4 separate regions of the Homo sapiens genome follow, and regions 1, 2 and 4 are each linked to region 3. Evidence: read pairs that join two places in POLR2A ChIA-PET (ENCODE). Cell type or tissue: MCF 10A. All regions are shown on one strand. Links, peaks and the distances in the headings refer to the core of each region. The heading gives the core; the rest is flanking DNA. Region 1 has its middle 86 kb from the start of LINC01023. Region 2 has its middle 71 kb from the start of LINC01023. Region 3 holds the start of LINC01023 (long intergenic non-protein coding RNA 1023). Region 4 overlaps FER (FER tyrosine kinase).

Region 1 (5,770 bases), core at 1,050-5,049, 86 kb before region 3:
AATCATCCCCTCCCTCCTATAGCCATCACTCTCTACTAGGAGGAGTTGAGTTGCGTTACAGGAAATGCCTGCCTGGAAAAAGGCGTTAGCCTGTTTCTGTGTGGCTTTAAAGGATGGAATTTATAGACATCTGAGTAGACTGGAATCAGCATGGGCTGCCTAGTTCAACAGTCACTTCTAAATCTCTAGAGAGTTGAATTGGAGGCCTGGATGACCAGTGGTTATGAACATTGCTGAGGAGTAGTTGGGCCTCTGGCTTTTTTAAGCTTCCTTCCAATTCTAGGCTATGACTTAGTGATGTCTTTTGTTCATTTAAATCAGTTGAAGACTTAACAGAATTTAGGAATTGCACAGAAATAAATATTCCCTAGCAATGTCTAAAAATAAAGAACAAAACAAGAAACCTCTTGCTAACTCTAATGATACATTTGTGAATATGTCATTCGTCTGGACTGATGAGTACAGGAAGCCTGTGGTTTGGTGTACTGGAGATGATTGCTTAGCTTAAATTATACAAAGATTTCATTAATATAATTTCCTTGTCTCCTGTATGGATTTCTTTTAGCAGTCCCCATTACTGAAAAGAGAATACAAATCAACAAATAAGTTCTTTTCTCTTCAACAATCTCAATATTAGGTCAGTGAAATTTTTTTAATTTGAAAGTACTTTTTTCACTTCTACTAGTGTAAATAATCCAAGAGTTATTATTATTATTATTATTATTATTATTATTGGTCTTTTTTACCTTCCTTCCTTTGAAAAACCTTCTATTTGTGATTGAAAGATTGGGGAAAAGTAACTATTTTATGGTCCTGGCTGTGTCTAAACCCTAATCTAAAAATTTGCTGGCATTCTCTCATTGAAGTTGTCACAGCTTACATATTTAGTTTTCTATAATATCTCATACACCAAAATCCAAAAACCACAAAAACAAATCTTTCCTTGGTTTTACATCATTTAGATGCTTCAAGGTAATAGGCATCCGTTGTTTGCAAAGCCCATTCTGGGTCTGGATGTGTGCTAGATGAGGTACAAAGATATCACAGGTGAGCTGAGGACAAAACCAGAGCCAGAGCCTCCCATGATGATCAACTTTGCTGTATGTCATGTTCCACAGAGTCATTGCAAGGCTAACTTTGGTCAGAGAGTGCTAAAGTGGAGGTGCCAGAAAGAAGGAGAATGTGGACCCCATGCCGGACACATGTTTGCATATATTATTTCATTTAGTCTTCACACTCACCTTGACTGGTTTATAAATGGAGAATCTTTCATGTCAAGAGGTTAAGTAACTTGCTCAAGGTCAAACAGCTAAGAAGTGACAGCAACAGGATTAAAATCTTGGCTGGGCGCAGTGGCTCATGCCTGTAATCCCAGCACTTTGGGAGGCCAAGGTGGGCGGATCACCTGAGGTCAAGGGTTCCAGACCAGACTGACCAACATGGAGAAACCCCGTCTCTACTAAAAACACAAAAATTAGCCGGGTGTGATGGCACATGCCTGTAATCCCAGCTACTCAGGAGGCTGAGGCAAGAGAATTGCTTGAATCTGGGAGGCAGAGGTTGCAGTGAGCCAAGATTGCACTCCAGCCTGGGCAACAAGAGTGAAACTCCATCTCCAAAACAAACAAACAAACAAACAAACAAACAAACAAAACAGGATTAAAAAAAAAAAACAGGATTGAAATCTTGCTATAATTTCAGGGCCAAGAGAAAGGCCTATTGTGAGTATAAGTTTATTACCCTACTGACTGATTGATGTATGAAATTTTGCTGTTAAAGCTAATTTTGTATAGTGGTTTTCCAAATGCATTCTTCCAAAAATTACCATTCTAAAGTTTTAGTGGTTTTTCAGTGGTTCTAGAAAATTTTATTGGAATTTCATTTATAAAACAGAGTTCTAATTTGAATGAAATGCATGTGTTATTTACCAACACCTGCAACACCACGAAAATATTCATTTAAATTCTATTGGTTAATTTCATAAGTAAATGTCACAAATTGGGACTTACAAAAAAAGAACCCTGTTTTTTAAAATAACACTTTTTGTGTTGTTCTATAATTGGAATTCTGTTACTGCCTTATTTCTCTGATTCTCTTTTCATCAATATTTACTGAAAGAAGTAATATTCTTTGATTACATTTCCTACACCCCCTTGCTCTCTGAAGCCCACTTCAATCAGAACTCAATCCTGTCCACTCCAACAAAGCTGTGATAGTCTGTGTCATGACTGCCTTGACGAAAGCCAGCCAGGACACCCAAATTCTGGGGTTATTTTTTGCTCTTACCTCACTGGCTCCTCAGAAACATTCAACACAGATAACAGCACCATTCTTCAAATCCTTTCCCCCATGGCTTCCAGGGCACTGTAGTTTCCTGGTTTCCTAACCTCCCTCTCCTGGTCCCCACCACTGGATCTTCTTCCTCACTTTGTCCCCTAATCTACCTGCTGATAACTGGCCCTTACCCTTAGTTTCAGAACCATATATTCAGCCCTTATTTGATATCTCCACAGGGAAGTTTAACAGAGTTCATATTTAATGTGTCCAAAACAATATTCTTGATCTTCCCCTCTCAACCTATTCCTCGCATATTGTGCCCCATCTTGGTAAATGACCTTACTGTCTACCCAGTTGCTCCGACTGAAAATATGAGAGTAACCCTTGACTCCTTTTCCTTTACTTTCCACAGCTAACTGACTGACAGGTCCTATCAGCTTTATCTCCAAAATGTATCCTGAGTCACTCTCTCCAGCCCTGCTGCTACCGTTCCAGTCCAAATAACCAACATTTCTTCTGAGTTTCTGCTCCAGCCTCCTGCTTCCACTCTTTCCCCTTCTCCAGTTCTCCATTCTCCCTGCCATAGCTCAGGGTTTCTCAAGCACGTCACGACGGACAGTTTAGGCTGCCTATTTCTTTGTTGTAGGGGGTAGTCCAGACATGGTAGGCTGTTTAGCAGCATCTTTGGCCTTTGCCCACTAGATGTCAGTAGCACTCCCCAGTGTGACAACTGAAGCTGTCTCCAGGCATGGACAAATGTCCCCAGGAGGCAAAAATCACCCCCTGTTGAGAATCCCTGCCATAGCATGAACAATTTTTACTTTTAAAAAATGAGTCATAATTAATGATAATGGTAAGTAGTAAAATTTAAAATAAAATAAAATAACAATAATAGTAATGTCACTTCTCTCATTTAAACCCTCCAGTGACTCCCCAAGTCTCTTACCACAGCCAGGAAGGCTCTGCATGATCTGGTTCCTGCCAACCTCTCTGACTTTAAGGCCCCCATGGCCTGATTTCTATTCCTTATATAAACAAACTCATTCTCACCTCAAGGCAATCACACTTGCTATTCTTTATATCTAGGGCACCTTTCCCTTAACTTCCTGCATGGCCACTTTCTTTACACAGTGGATCCAACTCCTCAGAAACTTCTCTCACCACCCTACCTCGTGTGTCCCCACATCACATTATCATGTCTGTTTTCTTCCCAGCATCTATAGTTAGTTACGTGAGATGACTTCATGTACATGTTTCCTTATCTGTCTCCTCAGCTACAATATAAACTCCTAGTCTTTTGTGCACACCACTATGTCTCCAGTGTCCTGAACAGTGCCAGGCACACAGTAGGTGCCCAAGAAATACTCACTGAGTTTTAAAATTCTTCAAGAGGCCAGGTGTGGTGGCTGTAATCTCAGTGCTTTGGGAGGCTGAGGCAGGAGGATGGCTCGAGGCCAGGAATTCAAGATCAAGGCAACGTAGTGAGACTCCATCTCTAAAAAAATTATTAAAAATTAGCCAGGTATGGTGTCTTGTGCCTGTAGTCCCAGCTATTTGGTAGGCTGAACCAAGAGGATTGCTTGAGCCCGGGAGTTTGAGGCTGCAGTGAGCTAAGATTGTGCCACTGGACTCCAGTCTGAGCAACAGAACAAGACCCTGTTTCTAAAAAAAATAAAATAATGATGATTCGTCATGTCTTGGATTAACATACTGATGTGGTTATATGCAAAGCTTCTCAGTCTAAATGTTTGCAAGTATTTTTAGTAGAACAGGAGACTGGTCACACACAGCTCAAATAAATTCTCATGTTGACATTATGCATTTGATGGGATGCATGTGGAGAATGTCCCTTTCGTAAGGAAAAGTTATTGGCTTGATTGGATTATAATTGGAGCCCAAATACTAATAAACGAAGTTTGGCAAAGTTAAGACCATGAAACTCATCTTTGTAAGTGACCTAAGCTTGTTGAAACCCATTCCCAGAGGTGAAAGCCTAATGAATCTATCTCTTGTGCCATGGGGCCTTCTGTTGATATAAGCTTTGTCAGGGGAATGAGGTATTGACGTTTTAATGTCTGTGGATTATGGTAATGCGCTTAACTATATTGATCTGTTCAGTATTCTGTACTTGCTTTGTTGCTATCCCAAAACTCCAAAAGAAGGAGGTGTCCAGATGGTCATAACACAGACTATGAAAAGGAATCAAAGAAGTAGAATATCAGTGTAATTCATAAAATATAAGACATCAAATTTTGACACCTCAGTTGAGCCACAGGCCTAATGGGAAAGTACTTAATGGGCTAAATTAATCCTACCACTGACAAAAATTGATGTGCGTGATAAGAATGAAAATCTCCCAACTGACCTGCAGTCTGTGGGAGAGACAGAGAAGTAACTTTATGGGTGAGCCCTTGGGTTCTGCCATTCAGGCAAGGACTTGGAAGTAATGTAGTAATGTAAGTACAGGTAGGGGAGGCACAGAATTCTGGGGTCCCAAGTGGGCCTGGAAAACTCCAAGGCAAGAATCAGTGGAGGGAAAAGCCCTGGGCTCTGAAGTTAGGCAGGCCTGGCTTAGCCCCCCAAGTTCTGCACTTACTAATCACTGCTTATCAGAATGCCTGCCTGCAGGTTCTTTTATATCCCTATGCTTTCATTTTTTTCACCTATAAGGAGAGGGAAAATAATGTTTCTTTTCTCATAAGATGTGAGAGGGATAAAATGTGATAATGTAGGGAAAGTATCAGGACCAGATGAGGCATGTGAATTATCTTCATCCCTGTTTTCTATTTCATTCCAGACAATGTGGCATCTGCTGTAATTAAGATACCATGTGCATTACCTACCTGACCTTGAAATCAGCAAAGACCTTCAGAGAGGGAACCCAGAATCACTCTCCTGTTCTCAGCAGCTTTTGTCAGCTGCCTCAGAGGAAAGATTAGCTTGTGTGAGATGCTGTCATTGAGTTACCCTCTGTTCTGTAAAGGTGATCTAAGGCTTGGCAGGAGCAGTTGGGAGGTAGAAGGGAGAGCTTGGGGAGCATCTGTGCCCACTACCCCAAGTTGCCAGCCTGCAGCAGAAGAGCACAGAGCAGCAGACCCCTGCCCTGCCAGGATGATCCTTGTCACAGATGCCACAGACACTTTACAGCCATTGTAATAGAAGCTGAGTCTGCCAGCCCTGGCTTCTTAAGAGAGGGGATAAACAATAGCTAGCAGATTAAATAATGCAGGACATTTTATATTCAAGTTTGTGAGTTTAGCAGAAACTGAGAGGATAATAAATAAAGAGGACCACGATAGCCTTTAATAAAGCAAACAGACCAAGGAGTCATTCATTTGCCATATGAAGGATTTGTTTTCCAGGAAAATCATGCAAAAAGGCTTAGCCTATTCTGCAGATGAAAAACTGGCCTGACCCTATCTTGCCCAGCTGAATGAACTCTGTGAACAGGATTTTCAAAGTACTCTTTTTCAATTAACGTTTTAATATTCTG
Region 2 (5,770 bases), core at 593-4,592, 72 kb before region 3:
TTTTAGGTTGTTGATATATGAGCTTTTCCCAAATAGATCTCTCCCAAGGAGTTCTCAATGTAAGGCATTGGAATGAATCATTTGTTTTGGGAACAAAGCCAAATAACAGAGAAGGTAAGATACTGAGGTCATGAATAATCAGAAGCAATGAGAGATAATAAACAGAAGCAATGTGAAAGAGAGAAGGGAATAGAGAGAAGTTGGTGGGAACCAGCAGGATTAATAAAGGCAGAGATTTTAAAAAGCCTCATAGAAGCTAAATGGGACTTTGAGGATCCTTTTAAAAGAGCATAGCCTCGGTCAGCATGCGCCTTTGGCTTTAGCCTTCCTGAGAGTGGAAGTCCTACTAAGAATGGCAGTCCAAGAAGAGATAAGGAAGCTGGTTCCTGTTTACCTAAAACTGAGAAAAGTACTTTCAGGTAATATGGATTTTTCTTATTATGCTTGTATACAATTACTGTCCTTTATTTTTAAACTCTGGACTTCAGGTACACAGAATTGGATTCATCTTCATTCTTGGTTAATGGCATGCTACCATCCTTGGCCCATTCATAGCATGGTCTCATTTTATTTCTTGGTAACATAACAAACACCCACAAATTACCACATAATCCAATAATTAGAACAATAACAATGATTCAACCCTCCCATATACTCTTCCCTATTGCATGCTTTTGCTTTCCTGCCATAAATAATCATTTTCCTAAATTGGGGTTTATCATTCTCTTACTTTTCTTTTTTATTATATGTGTGTATGCTGAAATGAAATGTTGTTTAGTACACATTGCTTTTGAACTTTACTAAAGGACATCATGTTGTATGCAGTCTTCTGAGACTTGCTTTTCTTATTCAGCAGTATGTTACTTGGATTAATACAGCCTGTTGCATGTAGTTATAACTCACTCATTTTCACTGATGCTTAATTATTCAATGGTTAATTTATACATTTCCTAGTCGCTGGGCATTTCGATTGTTTCCAGTTTTTGTTGGTTGGTTGGTTTACTTATTGCTGTTACAGGGTTGCTGTAAACATTCTTGTATATAATTCCTGGTACGTGTTCCTTTGGGCATAGTCTAAGGAGTACAATTGTTGTGCCATAGGTTTATGAATTCTCAACTCTTCAACATAATACCAAATTATTTTTCAGTGTAGTTAAACCAATTAAACTCTTGACATATAAAAGATGCTGTTGATTTATATCCTCTCCAGTACTTGGAATGCCAAATCTCTTAATTTAATTAATAAAGTGGCTATAAAATAATATTTTATTGTAGTCTTTTTTAAAAGAAATGAAGTACTGATAGATGCTACAACATGCATATTTTTAACTAATTAATTTTTTTTTTTGTAGAGACAGGTTGGGGGTAGGGTCTTCCTTTGTTACCCGGGCTGGTCTCAAACTCCTGGCTTCAAGCAATCCTCCTGCCTTGGCCTCCCAAAGTGCTGGGATTACAGGCATGAGCCAACGTAGCCGGCTTGTAGTCTTTTTTTTTTTTTGTAAGTGAATATGTATTACTTGAAAAATCAGGTAGAAACAGTGTAAGTATTACTTATAAAGCCAGCTAAAAAAGCATGTGGAAACAGAAATACCTTGATTCAGAAACTCACATACATGTACATATAAAATCCAAACCTACAAGTTCCCCCACCCTTCAGATCTGGAAAAAAAAATTCTCAATGGTATTTGAGCTGAATATGGGAAAAAGCATAAACTATCTCTAGTTCCTTTTCTAAGCCACTTACTAAGACAAACATAAACTCCTAGATTTTTTTTCTGCTGCACTATAAAGCAGCCCTTCAAGTATATGCAGCCTGTGGCAGCAAGGGGGAAAGGGTCTGGATCTCAGTCCTACAATGCCTTTTAAATTCAATGTTGATTCCATGAGTTGTGTTTATGTGATATCAAAGTAACTATTTTAACTCGGGGGTAAAAAGTGTGTCTTTGGCATCACATAGACAAGAGCTCAAGTTGTTTGATCGAATTTTTCATGTTTAACCACTCAGGTTGGCATTTATAGAAAGAACCCCTCTTCTGCCAGATTACCTTGTGGTTACTTTCCTATTCCCTAGAGGAGCTGTAAATTACTCAGAGAATAAACCGGCAGGTGTTACGTAAACACTGAATACAACTAAACATTCCTTTCAAATAATGTCACATTAAAACTTGAACAAGACTCAAAGAATTTTGCAATATTCCAAAGAAGAAAGCAATATATAGCAGCCTCGGAAATACTGAAATTGCTAGTAAAACAAATCTACAAAATTGACTTTGGAAAAAACAACACCAAAACAGCAATAAGAGCAACAAAAACAATAAAGTTTATGTACAAAGAGAAGCAACCAATGTTAAAGTAAATAAAATATCTTCCTATAACCAGACTTACTGCTATGTTCCATGGGTTCAAATGAAAGTGCTTTTATTCTGCAAAATTATAGTTTACAGCATCATATGTGATTAAAGAAGTAGCAGTAAAAATGTCTACCTGTCTACTGGAAGAAATGAAAGCTAGGTATGATATAGAAAGGATAATCAGCTATTTCCTGTTATTTTCCTCAGAACCTTAAGTCGACTGAATCCAACAAGCATTAGCTTCATTTTCCTTTTCTCTGATTCAATTCACACTAGTTTACTGAGCATCTAATATGGACCACTGGTGAAAGATGTTAAATATTTAATGATGAAGAAGACTCAGCAGGGTATGGGGGGATTCAAATAGGGATAAGACTTTATGTGGCTGAAGGGCAGAAAAGACATCGTATGTGAGAGTAACATCCAAAATAGATCTTAGAAGATTGGGCCAATGGAGATGCCTTCATCTCCCAGATGTGTCCCAGATAGAAAGAACAACACAAGCAAAAGCACGGATATATAAAATAATTATGCTTGGAGACAAGAGTGAATGGTTTAGCAAATGACAGAGGGATTGAAAGAGCTGTTTAAAAAGAGAAGAAAGCTATAGGATTCTTTAGGCTAAAGGTGACTGCAACATAACTAAAATCGAACTAAGCTCAGAAAGGCAGGTATTGGCCTATTTAACTGGAAAGTCAAGAACGCTGGGTTGGTGGCATGCGACTGTAATCGCAGCTACTCAGGAGGCTGAGACGGGAGGATCCTTTGAGCTCAGGAGTTCAAGACTAGCCTGGGCAATATAGCGAGGATCCTGTCTCTAAACAAAAACAAAAAGCACAAAGTCAAGGAGGTGCTCTGGCTTCACTCATAGCTGGATCCAGGGAGTCTCACTTTGCTCAATAAACTTTACCTCTTTTTTTTCTGTTGGCTTTGTGTTATAGTTGGTAATCCTAGCTACTTTTGTCTTTTACCATAGTGACTTCTAGCAGCCTCAACAGAAAATGAGCTGCTCTTTCTCAACTGCTCAGACAAAAGCCTCAGAATAGAGATTCATTTATCTGACTTAACTAATTTATGCCTGTCCCTGACCCAATTATTGGGTCTAGGAGGATTCGTCATGTGTTCACTCCTAGAGCCAAGAAGAAGGATCATTGCCAGACAAACTGGGATGAAGGAATGGGTACCTGTAAAGAAACTTAAAGCCCTACCAAATAAATAACTGCCTGTTGGGTAGAAAAAACACCAGGTGTCCCCACCAGGCTCTGAAACCAATCTGAAGAAAATGCACTTGAGCCACTGAAAAATTTTAGGCAAAGAAGCAGCATGATTAGAGTAGTTCCAGAATGATCTGGTCCCAAGGTAGAGAACAGATAAGAGTTGAGAGGGACTGAAAGTGCCTGCGACAGAAAAGATGATTCAGTAATAATGTTTTAAAAAGAAAATAAGAGTCTCAGCCTGGTGCGGTGGCTCATGCCTGAAATTCTAGCACTTTGGGAGGCTGAGGCAGGTGGATCGCTTAAGCTCAAGAGTTCAAGACCAGCATGGGCAACATGGCAAAACTCCATCTCTACCAAAAGTACAAAAATTAGCTAGGCCTGGTAGCCTAAGCCTGTAGTCCCAGCTACTCAGGAGACTGAGGTGGGAGGATCACTGGAGCCCAGGAAGCTGAGGCTGCAGTGAGCCATGATCACACCACTGCATTCCAGCCTGGGTGACAGAGTGAGACTCTGTCTCAAAAAAAAAAAAAAAGAAAAGAAAAGAAAAAGAAAAAAGGAAAAGAAAATAAGGGTCTGAACTAGAATTGTGGCCTTGATATTTGAAGGGCAATGGATTAAGGAGACATTTTAGAAGTTTGTATCAACTTGGTTATTGGCTGAATTCTGTGGAAGAGAAAATGAGGCACCAAATATGATTGTTGTTTTCAAGTCCGGTTAACAGGAGAAATGGGAGAGTCAGGAGGAGTTGTCTGGGGGTGAAGCGGTTTAGCTTGGAAGTGCTGAGTTTGAGGATAGGTGGTGCTCTCGGTAGAGATTTTCATCAGTCAGCTGGGAAATGAAGTTGGAATAAAATCCAGAAGCAGAGCCAGATCCAAAAGGATAATAGCAGTAAACACCAAGGTAATTCCAGGAGGCAGAAAGCCAGGATGAGGGCAAGAGCCACTGGAGCAGAGAGTGGCTTGTCTGGATGGTTTCTCTGTTCACACCCAGCGATTGTATGTGGGGTCCCTACAGGTACTAAAGAGAAATCGAGGATGTGGGCTTTGCCCAGGTGGCCACTATGGATGATAACAGAAATAAGGAAAGAGTACTGGACCACTTCTTTGTATAACTGACTGATTCGTTCTTGACCTCTCCCCTAACAATTGAAAGTTTTCTTTTCTTCCTTCCGTTTTCTTACTTTTTATTCCTCATGCATATTCTAATCCTCTGAGTTTGTTAGCCAGTCTGCATAAGTCTTTCCATTCTCCATTCTCTAGTTACTTGTCAAAATAGTTCCTCTGTGAATTATCATCCCCCATGACCCCCCACCCACAACACCATTATTGTCACATTCATTATGGTGGCTCTTGTGAAGGAAGTCATCCCAGACCTGGGCTAAGACCTTTCCTCTGGAGCAGAGTCACTGTGTGATTGTGGTCATGTTATTAGCTTTTCGAAACCTTGATTTCCTCTTCTAAAAAAAGGCTAAGTGACCATACCACTTCATACGGTTGTAAAGATTAAGTAAAATACGTATGGTGCAAAAGCAATATTTTGTGTTTAACTTGCCTAATTGTGTTTAACTTGCCTAATTTGCAAGAGAGGAGTTTGAAGCTGGAGAAGGATTTAATCTTTCTGTCCTTCTTGAATTTCTCACTTCACTCCTCACAGGACTCTCCTCCATACCATAGGACTCTCCTCCATTTCCAACCCTAGTTGAAATCTGTTGCTAAGTGGGATTCTGGTTTGCTTGTAAATCTAATTTTGAGATACCTCTTATACAAGGTATCTCAATAAAGCGACCTTCAAAAGGAAGAAAGAAAAGGAGAGAAAAAAGGAAAAGAAAGGAAGAATGGGAAGAGGGAGGGAGCCAGGAACAAATAAGTTGGCTCCATGTGTTTTGCTGCCTTTTATCAGGAGCAGAAGAAATGTCTATGCTGATGGTGAGGTCAGAGAAAGACAGTGTCACACCCAAGGCCAACATCTGACTTTTTCACCTGTTCGAGGCTGCCCTTTCCTGGGACCTCGCTGATGGTTAATCACTAACTTCTGCTACACTAACACAACTCAGTTTAGATAAAATCGTGGTTCTCAAAGTGTAGTCCCAGCAAAAGCAGCATCAGCACCACTGGGGAACTTATGAGAAATGCATATTCTTGGGCTGTACCTTAGACCTAGTAAATCAGTACCTCCAGAGGTTAGTACCAGTAGTCTGTGTTT
Region 3 (5,770 bases), core at 910-4,909:
ATTAGTGTGATTCCCTTTTTGTAAAAAACCCCAAACAACTGTGCATATGTAATGTGTGTGTATGTATATGTATTCACAAAAATGTTAACAATTATTAGCTCAGAATGATGAAATCATGGATGAATTTTACTTACTTTTGCTTTATTTTGTTAATCTGTAATTTCTTATTTTTCCATAGTTAATTACATTACTTGAACAATAAGAAAAATACAGTTTGGTTTCTACCAAAGAAAGAACATTGACTGTGGCATCAGAAAGAGCAGGGTTTGAACACTAGTTGTATCTCTCACATTTTAATCTTCTGAGATAATTGTCTTGCTGGTAAATGCGGAAATAATACTTCACAGGCTTGCTCCTTTTCTCCTGTTTAGTTTAAATACAACTATATACATATATACACACACATATCACTGCAATAGAAAAAAAAACTGAATAAATTTATTTTACAAATATCTTTAATGTGTGAGAAAAGTATATTTATTTACAGGGTAAGAAGATTGATGATGATGTGTGAGGATTCTGAAGGGGATCGCTAGGCATTTTCAAAGACTGGATAAGTTAGCCTCCCACTTATCCCTATTTCACCTAAAAACTGATTTAACAATGATTTGTTTTTTTGCCAGGCATTGAGCTAAGTAAAAGAACAAATGAAGAAACAAATTTAAAAACTCAATCTCTATCCTCAAAGAAGTCTAATTAATAAGTGGAGAATGACACAAACAACAAGTCATAATGCAATGTATTAAATACTATCATAGACATATTCACAAAATATTATGGGAACAAAGAGGAGGAACTGAGTTTCTTACTAGTATCCTATAGCATAATACTATGCTCATGTTATTATAATTTGATCTCTTCTTTGGTTCTAAAATAGATTGGTGAAGCACCTTTCTAACCATAAACAGGAAAGAGGAGAAAAAAAGTAATGAATATGAATGTACAGAAGGTGCCTAAAGTAGAATCACAGTGCTGTGAGCAGTAACAAGCAGAAGAACTTAAAGGATAAGCTATGTACAAAATCTCCCTGAAGGCAGGAAGGCAGGTGGTGGAGTGAAGTTGAGTCAGCCTCCATCCTGTTACCATCAGATGGTTCTCAAATGCCTGGCTGGCATCTGGACTGGGAGAACAGCAGATGAAAGGACCCAGAGTGGGAGGAAAATGAATCAGTATGCGATCAGCAAATTGTACCTTGGATTGGGATAGGATTCTTATAATTTAAAAATGTGCCTATATTCAATAACTGCAACTATTTAGAGTAATGGTAGCCTACTGTATTATCAGGAAGTGGTTAAAGAGTAAACATGTTCTGGAGGCAGGGAGATACTTGGGATACAGAAATGAGCGTGCTGAGTAAGAACACAATTGCTTCAGAATGTGCAATTCAACGCTGAATACAGGGTTCCAAATGCAGTTAACATCAACTAAAGAATTTAGCGAAAGGGTGTAGCAGAGTGTAAGTTGGAATTAAATATGGGTCCTTGGTCTGATAGAGAACATTTCAAGCAAGTTCGTTGTTTATATCTGACTTAGAAGGCAATGAGAAACCATACAAGATACGATACTGCTTTCTTCACATTTTCAAAAATATCTATTTTGATCAAAAGGAGTTAGGAAGAACCTGCATGGTGGACTATAACAGATAATAATGGAAGGACTATTCGGACCAAAAATAGTTACCAGTTTCATTGTCCTACTATGTGGAGGGGACAGAGCTGAGAGAAGGGGAAGAGAATAAGGCATTGAGTGGCGTTCTACTACTGGTGTGTGCCAAATACCAATTTCAGCATAAGGACTCAACCCGGAAGGAGCCAGCTGGAGTCCTTATGCTATTCCCGAGGCCTGAAACACGAGTCTAGCTGGTTCGGCCTCATCTGTCAGGTCACAGCTGCAATATTACTTCCTCAGGGAAGCCCTTTCTTTCTTCCTCTTCTCCATCTCCACCCCCTTCCCAAAAGGGCCTCCCGCTATAAGCTCTCAAAGTTGTAATTACATGTGTCTTGTAGTTAACTATTTAGAGTCTGTCTCCACGTCCAGGCTCCAACCAACCTCTCATCCTCAAATGTCTTCACAAGGTCGGTGATCTTGGCAGTTTTACTGACCAAAGAGTGGGGGCTCATCTCCAGCACCTTGCAGTATTGACAGGAAAGTCACTGAGTAGCAAATGAATGCATGAATGAGCTCGTGTTGTTAATATTGCCAGGCCCACAGGAAGCACCCAACAAAGAGCAATGATTGGTGTTCGCGTTCATTATCTCATTTAATTCTTACAAAACCACGGCAAGGATTCAACCCCACAACTGCTGTCTAGAAAACCGAGGAAAGTGACGCAACCCGCGGGAGGTCTGACGGCCCGAGAGCCGCAGCGCCAGGCCCGGGAGCCAGCCCCGTCCACTTCCCCGGTGGATTCTTCTCCGTTCCCCGCCGGCCGCCCCAGGTGAAGCTCCTTTCCGCCGTCAGAAGGAGGCTCCCAGCGGGAAGCAGCATCGAGGGCGACCCAGGGCCAGCACGGGAAATGCCAGGGACCGCGTCAGCCGAGCCTGCTGGAACCCCGCTCCTCGCTGCAGACGCCGTTCCGCCTGAGGACAGTACTCGGGCATGGGGAGTCAGGTGCCCGCCACAGGAACGCAAGAGACCGCGCCGGACCAGCGAAAAAGCTCCATGCTCTCCTGGTTTTCCAACCCGACGCCGCGGCCTGCGGCCACTCTAGGACGCCGGAGGGTCCTCCTCTCAGTGGTTGGGGCTGGGCCGCCCTGCGCCGGGAGCCGCCCACCTTCGGGCTGGGCCGGGCCTGGCCAGAGTCTGGGCTAAGCGCAGGGCCTGCATGAATCTTCAGCCTGGGAGGTGGGGCAGGAGCACGGAGAAGTCTCGAAGAAGTGGAGGAAGCACGCACTGGCTGCCGCGGGAAAAGCTCAGCCAGCAACTGTATCAGCTTTACATTCGACCCTCCTTTGCTGCATGGCAAAAAGAAAATAAACTACCATTTCTTAGTTCGTGTTTTATTTTCAGCTATTTCTTGTTTCCTTGGTTTCGATTCTAATTATTGCTGTAGACGCCTTCAGGTGGTGGAAGCCAAGGCAAGGAACCCCTGACCGCAATTTCCTAACCTTTGGGCAGAGTGTGGGGTGTGGGGACTCCCCGCCTGCCTTTCCCCGCCCCCCCTTCATAGAGACCTAAAAACCTTTAAAAAGGATCTAACACTAGCTCTATTATCTACCCTGTAGCCTACTCAACTAATTAATTCAGACATTTATAATTACACACCAAAAAAAAAAGAGAGAGAGAAAAAAAGTTAAACCGTTGGAACTACAAACATTAAACATGAGCAGTTCTTAGGGCCAAAATCTCTGAATGTGACTGCGACAGATCGCACTTGAAACGCCTGTATGAGGTAAACGGAAATGGCCAGAGAAAATGAACTGACGGGTATGTGTATTTCCAAATGTACTACTATCAGCTAAAAAAGAAACTTCAATGATTAGGTTTATTGAGGTGACATGCAATAATTCTTAAATGTTCTGCAATTAGAAGTTTCTACGTCATGAAGGCAGTTTAGAAGATTACAGCAAAATGGTGAAGCATGACTTCTTCATATGCTTATTCTTCATTCAAAAGCCGTTTGCAGGTTCCCCAGCTTAAAAAGAAGCCTAATTTCACTTATTTTGAAGAGTACTCTGATAAATATGAATACCGAAATCAAATGTTGCTTTGTGTTTAGACAGTTATAGATAGAAAATTCTCGCATGGGCCAGCAAAGAGGTATGGGTAATTTAAGAAGAAAAAAAAAAAAGTTGATGCCCCTGGCTGGTGAAAAACCCCAAGGAATTCACTTTCAGCTGGAAATTTTAGAGCTATTTCGCAATACTTATTAACGAGCTTATTGTATTATTCATTTTAGAAATCTGATTTCGCAATCTTTTATTCGTAGTGGCTCCCTCTAATAACGTCCTCATTTTATCGCTATGTGCATAATGATGTTCTTTAGTATATCCAAGAGAGTTTTTGATGTTGGAATTTGCAATGACTCAAGTTTCACTCCAGCAGCTTGAAAGAGTGATAATGAGGTGCTCTCCTTTTTTTGTATCTATACTCCCCTTCCAGGCATATAATTTCATTTGAAAGTTGATATTGTTCTTCTAGATTTTCTATTCAGTAACGAAATGGAAAGCAATGATTGTTCCCCTAAGAACAACTAAGTTTTCTAAAAGCTATCATAAGGACTTTGTAGCAAACTCTGAAGGTATCATTTGGGAATTTTAACACAATATGCTTGAAAACCAGATAAAAGGGAAGGTTCTAAATTAAAATGTGTGGATGAAAATCTATAATCTGGCACTAAATCAGTAGTGATATAGTGGGTGGCAAATAGAATTGCAGGAAGAAAGTGAAGATCTGGTTGCCTGGAGCTTGTAAGATTCAACCCTAGTTCAACACAGCTCTGTACTTGGACCACAAAGACAGAAAGAAAAAGGGTGTCTGAAGCTGAGAAGCCCAAGAAGAATAAAATACTGAAAATAGTAATAACAGTAAGCAACACTTATACAGTGTTTATTAAATGCCAGCCACCTTGATAGACATTTTACATGCATTATGCCATTTAATCCTCACAACCACCTTGTGAACTTGGTGCTGTCATTGCCCTTGTTTTAAAACTAGATTACTAAGACTTAGTTAAGTAATTTCCTCAAGGTCATGTAGCTGGAAAGTTGTGGAGCAAGTTTTCAAACTTGGGTTTGTCTATCACGCAAGTTATTTTTTACTTTAAAAGATCTGATCTTCTCTACTGTTTTGTCATTTTGCATGGATGTTGGTCATCCTTATGTTCACAATCACTCTTCTCCTTCTGAATTAACAGACCTAGCTGGCAAGGCAGCATAGATAATGGTTAAGGAATGTGGCCATTGCATTCGATTACCTGGATTCAAATTACGATACCTACACTAAAAAGCTGTGAGACTGTGAATCATGGATTTGACCTCTATCTGCCTCATTTTTTACATCTGTAAATAAGGATAATACCAGTGCCAACCCCACAGGTTTTTTATAAGACTTAAATGAGATGGTGTGTGTAAAAGCAGTTGTTATATATCTGAGCATAAAATAAGTGCTCACTATATATTCGTTTTTATTAGGAACCAGTAGTGCATATGATACATTCTTTGACAAAAGCCTGTGAAGAAGCAGAAGCCCAGCTGGCATTTGTTTAGAAGGAAGTGAAACACTGGCCCATAGACCCCTTTGGACCTTTTGAGTCATTCCCCCAGAGTTGAGGAAGAAGAGATGAAGCAAAAGATTATTAGTGACTAAATGCAATCTATGAATCAGGAAAGTAATTTCTGTGTATTTCATACCATTGATGATGGACTAAGGACTAAAGAGATGTTTCTAAATGTGGGCATTGATTATCATTATTAAATAGGCAGCAAAAGCTCAGACTTACTCTGCAAGGAAAAGGATTTATAAAGAATGCCTTGGCTTCTTTATAATCAAAGCTTGCTTATAAGAGTTTTGGGTAGGTCTTTCTCACACAGATAATCTTCACAGTCATTATTGCTTCATCATGGTTTTGAAGCCTAGTACATGAACATCCAGAGTCAGAAAACAGATACATGTGGATGTGACTAGTCAGTTTATTTTAAAAAGAATTTACAAAAAGATTTCTTCAAATCTGTTATTTTTAACCTTTTTGGCATTTGGAGTCTACTAGGAATCAAAAGAGTGCTGTTGAAATAACAATAGCTAATGTTTATTAAACTCTTACCATTCTAAA
Region 4 (5,770 bases), core at 1,012-5,011, 140 kb after region 3:
AGTATCTTCATCATCACTGGAATATTTTTTTGAGACATATAATGGTTTCTCATGGTATGTTATCTGTACTTTGTGTAATACATTATTTTAGATTTAGAATTTTAAAAATCCAAGCATGATTATATCACCACAGATGAATCTCATGGAACAAATACCCATTCATATAATATTAGGAGATGTTTTTCATTTTTCCTCCCCATTTGTATTAAAGGTAAATGTTAATGATCTCCACATTACACCTATTTACTGTATTGCTTTAAAAGAGTTATTTAGATAGGCTCATTTACATTAGCAACATTCAGTACTTTTACTTATGAGATTATAATCCCAGAGATACTGACTAAATCTGTATTAAATTTTTCTGCCTCCCCTTTTCTTTAAATTGTGTCTGCCAGTTGATTTCTCTAATTATTTGAAACTAGCATTGCCTGAAACAATTTAAATCTCAGTTTTTTTACCCAAATGATATTTTCCTATTTAAAATAAAGTAATTGAGAGAATACTTCACAATAAGGGAGCTTTTGTACATATTAGTTTTTTATAAGTAATGATGGTGGAAAAGAAAAACCATGCTTTGTATTTATTTCAGCATATGCAGGATAACCTTGTCTGTCTACACTTGCTGTTGACAGTGACCTATGGCATATTTTTACAGTATAGCATTTTTAAGTAGGAAGCTGGTCTCTGCGACAGAATAGTTTTTTCCCTTTTGCATTTATTAGACCAGGCTAATAATTTTGATGACATTTTTGCTACTGATTGGAGGTCAAGAGAAGAAATTTAGATGTCATTCAAGGTATAGAACCAGTTCAACTAAGTATACAAAAAAGAGCAGAGGCCCAGAGGAGCAGGGAAGAACCAGTCAGGTAGAGCATGTGAGGAAGTAACAGACACTGGAAAGGAACATTAAAGAGTCAGGAGTTGATCAGAGTTCCATGTTATTCAACCCAAAATTTATACGAGAATATTTAGACATAGAAAGTTATCAACTCTGGCCCTGCATTTTGGACATATCAAATACATTTTTGAAAAGGTAATGCCATATTCTATATCATTTGTAATTATTGTATTATAACAAATATAAATTGCTAATCTGTACATTTATATAATCCCTCTTCTTTACTCTCCAGGTATGAAATAAGGTGGTACAGGAAACAACCATCTGTACATTTCAACATTACATTTCTTATGCTTATTGTTCTGAATCCTTTTTGAGATAGTATCTCTCTTGATAAAACTTTAAAATGCTGCAAAATTTTATTTTTGTTTTCAGCAAAGGTATATTTGATGAATACAGCCAGATAACCAGTCTTGTCACAGAGGAAATAGTGAATGTCCATAAAGAGATTCAAATGTCGGTTGAACAGATAGATCCTAGTACAGAATACAATAATTTCATAGATGTTCACAGGTATGACATGTTTATTCCTCTTTAAGGATTTATGACAGTATTATTTTTCATTCATACAATAGTTAACCACAGATAAAAATAAGAAATACTTAAGATCTTATTAAGACATAGAATATTTCATATTAATTTATCTGCTTTTAATTTTAAAAGTTCTTTGTCAATGATGATAACTATATAATGTATAGTTTTTGATATGTAAAAATTTGTTAGTTGTTAATCCATATTTAATCCATGCTTAAATCCATATTTAATCCATGAAATTTTTTTTTTATGCTTATATAATAAAACCATGACTTTATATGTATATTACACTTTATGATGCGCCAAATACTTTTCCATGGCATCTTATTTTATACTTAATACAATTGTGACAGGAATAAAGCAGGTTAATGCCTGAATTCTACAGATAAGGAATCTAAGTCTCAAGTTACACAATTTTGAAACCCAGGATTTAGTTTGATTTATACTATTTGTGTTTTCTTTGTTAACATAATTTTGGATAAAAACAAATATTCTGCCTTTAGTGTATATGAAGATATATTATGATACTGTATTTACAATGATCAAAATTATTTGCCATGCTTTACTAGAACAACGGCTGCTAAAGAACAAGAAATAGAGTTTGATACTTCCTTACTGGAAGAAAATGAAAATCTTCAGGCAAATGAGATCATGTGGAATAACTTAACAGCAGAAAGTTTGCAAGTAATGTAAGTATTCACAAAATATCAACAGTTTAAATACTAGTATTATTATTGCTTTATTGTTGTACTCAGATTTAAAATATCAATTATTTTTACAAGTATTGAACAGTAAATTTTTGGGGTCAGAGTGACATGTTTTGAGAAATATGTTAATTTTACTCATTTTCGTCACTACTTTTGGTAATTCCGAATATCAAAGTTCTGTGTGATGTTACATTCATTTGCCCAATTGTTGCTAGTATTTGACATTGGAATAATGCTTTATGCTTTTCAAAATTTATATATATATTAAAATCTCATTTCATCCTCACAATTTATTGGAAGAACCATTTTGGAAATTAGGTTGTTTACTGTTAGAGATAAGAGACTTATTGATGTCAGAGCACTTAGTACAAAAAATTGACTTTTAATTGAATTATTTTCTCTTGAAGCAGGGATGTCTTCTGTTATAGGCTGTTAAATCAGTTCCTTCTTCACTTTGTTGTTTTTGTTGTGTAAAATATTAAAGGAATTTTGAGAAATCACAATGTGTTTTTAGTTCTTTTCAAACATTAAAAGCAATTAGTAGTATATTTTTGAATTTAGAAAACATAAGGTGCTCTACTTCTAAATATTTAACCTATCTCTTGATTTTGTGTGGGAGCAACACAAGGAAATATATTTATTAACAAACATTGCATGTATTTTTTCTTTATGCCAGAACCACAGCTATAAATGATTATGCACTCATTGCTCCTCAATGTTAGACATGTTATATCATATCACCTGTTGGAAATTTACCTCAAATGACTCAGCCAAATGTCCCCACCTAATATAATTAAACAATCTTCTTTCTATTGTTCAGTAACATGGTGGTGGTACGGGTAATTAGCTAAGGTAGGAAATGCAGACTGGCTCTTGGAAAGAGGTTTGGAATCTTTTTTTTTGTTTTTTTAATTTTATTTCATTTTAATTTTGAGATGAGGTCTCACTTTGTGGCCCAGGCTGGAGTGCAGTGGTGCGATCTCGGCTCACTGCAACCTCTGCCTCGCAGTTCAAATGATTCTCATGCCTCAGCCTCCTGAGTAGCTGGATTACAGGCATGTGCCACCATGCCTGGCTAATTTTTGTGTTTTTTTTGTAGAGATGGGGTTTTGCCCTGCTGGCCAGGCTGATCTCAAATTCCTGACTTCAAGTGATTCACCCACCTCGGCCTGCCAGAGTGCTGGGATTACAGGCGTGAGCCACTGTGCCCAGCCAGGTTTTGGAATCTTTAAAGCTGGCTAGATAGGATTGAAGAAACTAACAAATATTTGTCCGCAAATCATGTGTACAAGATGAAGGCTTAGTAATTATGGCATACTGACTACTGGTGAGAGCAATGGAGGCATGAGAGTACACTGCATTACAGAGTTTTTCCTAGCAGCCTTATTGGGATTTTTGAAGCTGTTCCTAAGTTTTTCATGCCCTATACAGGGGTCTCACTTGACTAGGTTTCTGACCATTGATATTTACAATGTCAGCCATCTCTAAACCAGTAGTCCTTGCCCTGGGTGATTTTATACTCCAGGGGACATTTGACAGTATCTGAAGACATTAGCCGTAGATGCTGCTAAACGTCCTACAGTGCACAGGACAGCCTCCCAAACAAAGAATTATCTGGTGAAAATATCAGTAGTGTTGAGGCTGAGAGACTCTGCTTTAAACAATGGAGTTGAATGTATGGTGCAAAATGGATAGCAGAGTTTCTCAATTCCTGTGCAGTGAGACATTCCATTTCTCAATTCACGTGCTGCTGGTGAAGGAATATGACATAGATTACTCCTGTTTCTTTTTATTATAATATTGCTCCCAAATAACTTACTAATTTATTCATCTGATATATTTACTGTATATCTAAGGTTGTAAGGGTTAATGCCTTCAAGGACTTTACACTGAAATTGATTAATATGTTTTAATAAACACCAGAAAGAGTGAGTATATAGATTTTGGAATATAGTGTGGTAAAATTAAAAATAGCTACCTGTTATAAGCTTATGTAAAATCAGAGATTTTGTGACCAAAGAAGAATTTGTTTTATAGCTTTCTAGGGTATAATGAGACCAAAATTAGGTATGCTCATAAATCATTGTTTCTTAATTATAGTGATGAAGCAGTAAACAAAAATGCAATAAATTGAAGGTAATAAATCTTTGATAATGTGGTAGAAGTTTTAATTGCTCACATTTTACTGAGATAAACTTTAGTTACATTTCATTTAACAGTGTCTGTATTCAGGATATGAGTTTAAGATTAGGGGTTTCTTCAAGAATTTTATTCCCAGAGAGTTATTCAGCATCTCTGTTGGCACTTTCAAATAAGTATAAGGTAATTCCATTAAAACTGTATGTATTTTTTTAATGTAATATAAGACTTAGAAAAATCTTTCTTCCTTTTTTTTTTTAACTTAGTAGTGCTTTAAAGTTAAACATCTTTTCTTTCCTGAAGGCATTAATATTGTTAATTTAGTCGTAGATTCGTGTTGTAATATTATTCTAATAGAAGTGAAAGAAACAAATGAACAGTTAGTTCCTGGAAAAAGAAATACAAATTACCAATAGTACTTGGAAAAGATATTCTTCTTTGGCAATTAAATATAAATTAAAAAGAAATAGGCTATTTAACTTACCAGATTAGAAAACATTAAATAATTGGATAATACCCAGTGTTGTATAAAGTACAGATATATAAGCCCTCTTATAAAATGTTGCTACATATGTAAGTTGGTGTATAATTTGGCAAATTATATTTGTGAAACTGGACAGATAACTTATCCCCTCTGTTATGGAAATCTAACACTATGACATGTACCTGATAAAGTTATCACCTTTACCTATCTGAATATGTACCACGAAGCATTTTATCGTAATCTCATTATTTATCTATCAGCCATATTTATCAAGGTCTAAATACATAGGAGAGTTAAACTCAATTATTTGTAGGATTATCTCCTATTTATAGGAAAATTTTTTGGATGGTATCTTACCATGTGGTCAAAGGCTATTTCTCAGCTTCAGGTAACTTCTAGTACTGGACACCTGAAGCTGTGCACTTCCCATCACACATGCATTTATGCTACATTATTTTCGGGCTTAAATCTGAGGTTACTTTCTTTGTATCTATTATATATAATATAATTTCTCTCCTTCCCTACCAACACCTATCTCCCATCTGCCTCTTTTTTTGCATCTACCTTCTTTGCCAAATGCTGAAAGCGTTTTTGTGCTTAATTTATTTTTAATCATCTATTTATTAAAATTATATATGCAAATATTTCATCTCATCTAGTTACTATTTAATTGAATAATTTGGGACTCAGTAATTTTAGTTTTTCAAATTAGTTGAAAAAGTAAAGTCCATACAATTTTGAACATTAGAAGAATATATTTAAGTGTCTGTTTCGTGCTTTTTGTCATTATGGACAGATGAGTCATCTAATGGTGACCTATTGCAAACTTAAATGGAGTTTTGAATCAACACATCAGTAGGCTAAGTATGACAAATTAAAGATAGCAGGTTATTCTAAAATAATATAAGCATTAACTTGTCTGCAAAAGAAGAAATTTTGATTAATTTTAATAAAGCAGTAAAGAATTAAGGTCCTATTTAGTTATTTTGTTGACTCTGTTTTCTGATT

The links. Peaks named below come from ENCODE experiments on the same cell type or tissue, not always from the same donor. Only the 100,000 strongest peaks of a DNase experiment are listed, where the experiment ranks them.
Region 1: POLR2A ChIA-PET joins it to region 3 with 11 read pairs; 4 of 35 experiments call an interaction of 5 or more read pairs at or near these places.
Region 2: POLR2A ChIA-PET joins it to region 3 with 21 read pairs; 3 of 35 experiments call an interaction of 5 or more read pairs at or near these places.
Region 4: POLR2A ChIA-PET joins it to region 3 with 16 read pairs; 3 of 35 experiments call an interaction of 5 or more read pairs at or near these places.

What each region holds. Positions count from the first base shown.
Region 1 is chr5:108,639,507-108,645,276 of GRCh38, forward strand. No RefSeq gene overlaps it. Among named protein-coding and RNA genes, the nearest start is that of LINC01023, 86 kb to the right of the region's middle. RefSeq lists an enhancer at 2,822-3,116. In MCF 10A, for the core only: a CTCF peak has its summit at 2,997 (motif pointing right); a DNase peak (open chromatin) is centred at 2,985.
Region 2 is chr5:108,654,174-108,659,943 of GRCh38, forward strand. No RefSeq gene overlaps it. Among named protein-coding and RNA genes, the nearest start is that of LINC01023, 71 kb to the right of the region's middle. In MCF 10A, for the core only: no CTCF peak of the experiment used is centred there; a DNase peak (open chromatin) is centred at 2,108.
Region 3 is chr5:108,725,584-108,731,353 of GRCh38, forward strand. LINC01023 (long intergenic non-protein coding RNA 1023) reads right to left here and starts at 2,678. Exons shown (of 1, transcript NR_046368.1): 1 at 2,242-2,678. RefSeq lists enhancers at 1,921-2,502, 2,342-2,641. In MCF 10A, for the core only: no CTCF peak of the experiment used is centred there; DNase peaks (open chromatin) are centred at 2,308 and 2,778.
Region 4 is chr5:108,870,092-108,875,861 of GRCh38, forward strand. FER (FER tyrosine kinase) reads left to right here. Exons shown (of 20, transcript NM_005246.4): 7 at 1,274-1,411; 8 at 2,002-2,121. Among named protein-coding and RNA genes, the nearest start is that of FER, 130 kb to the left of the region's middle. In MCF 10A, for the core only: no CTCF peak of the experiment used is centred there; a DNase peak (open chromatin) is centred at 3,300.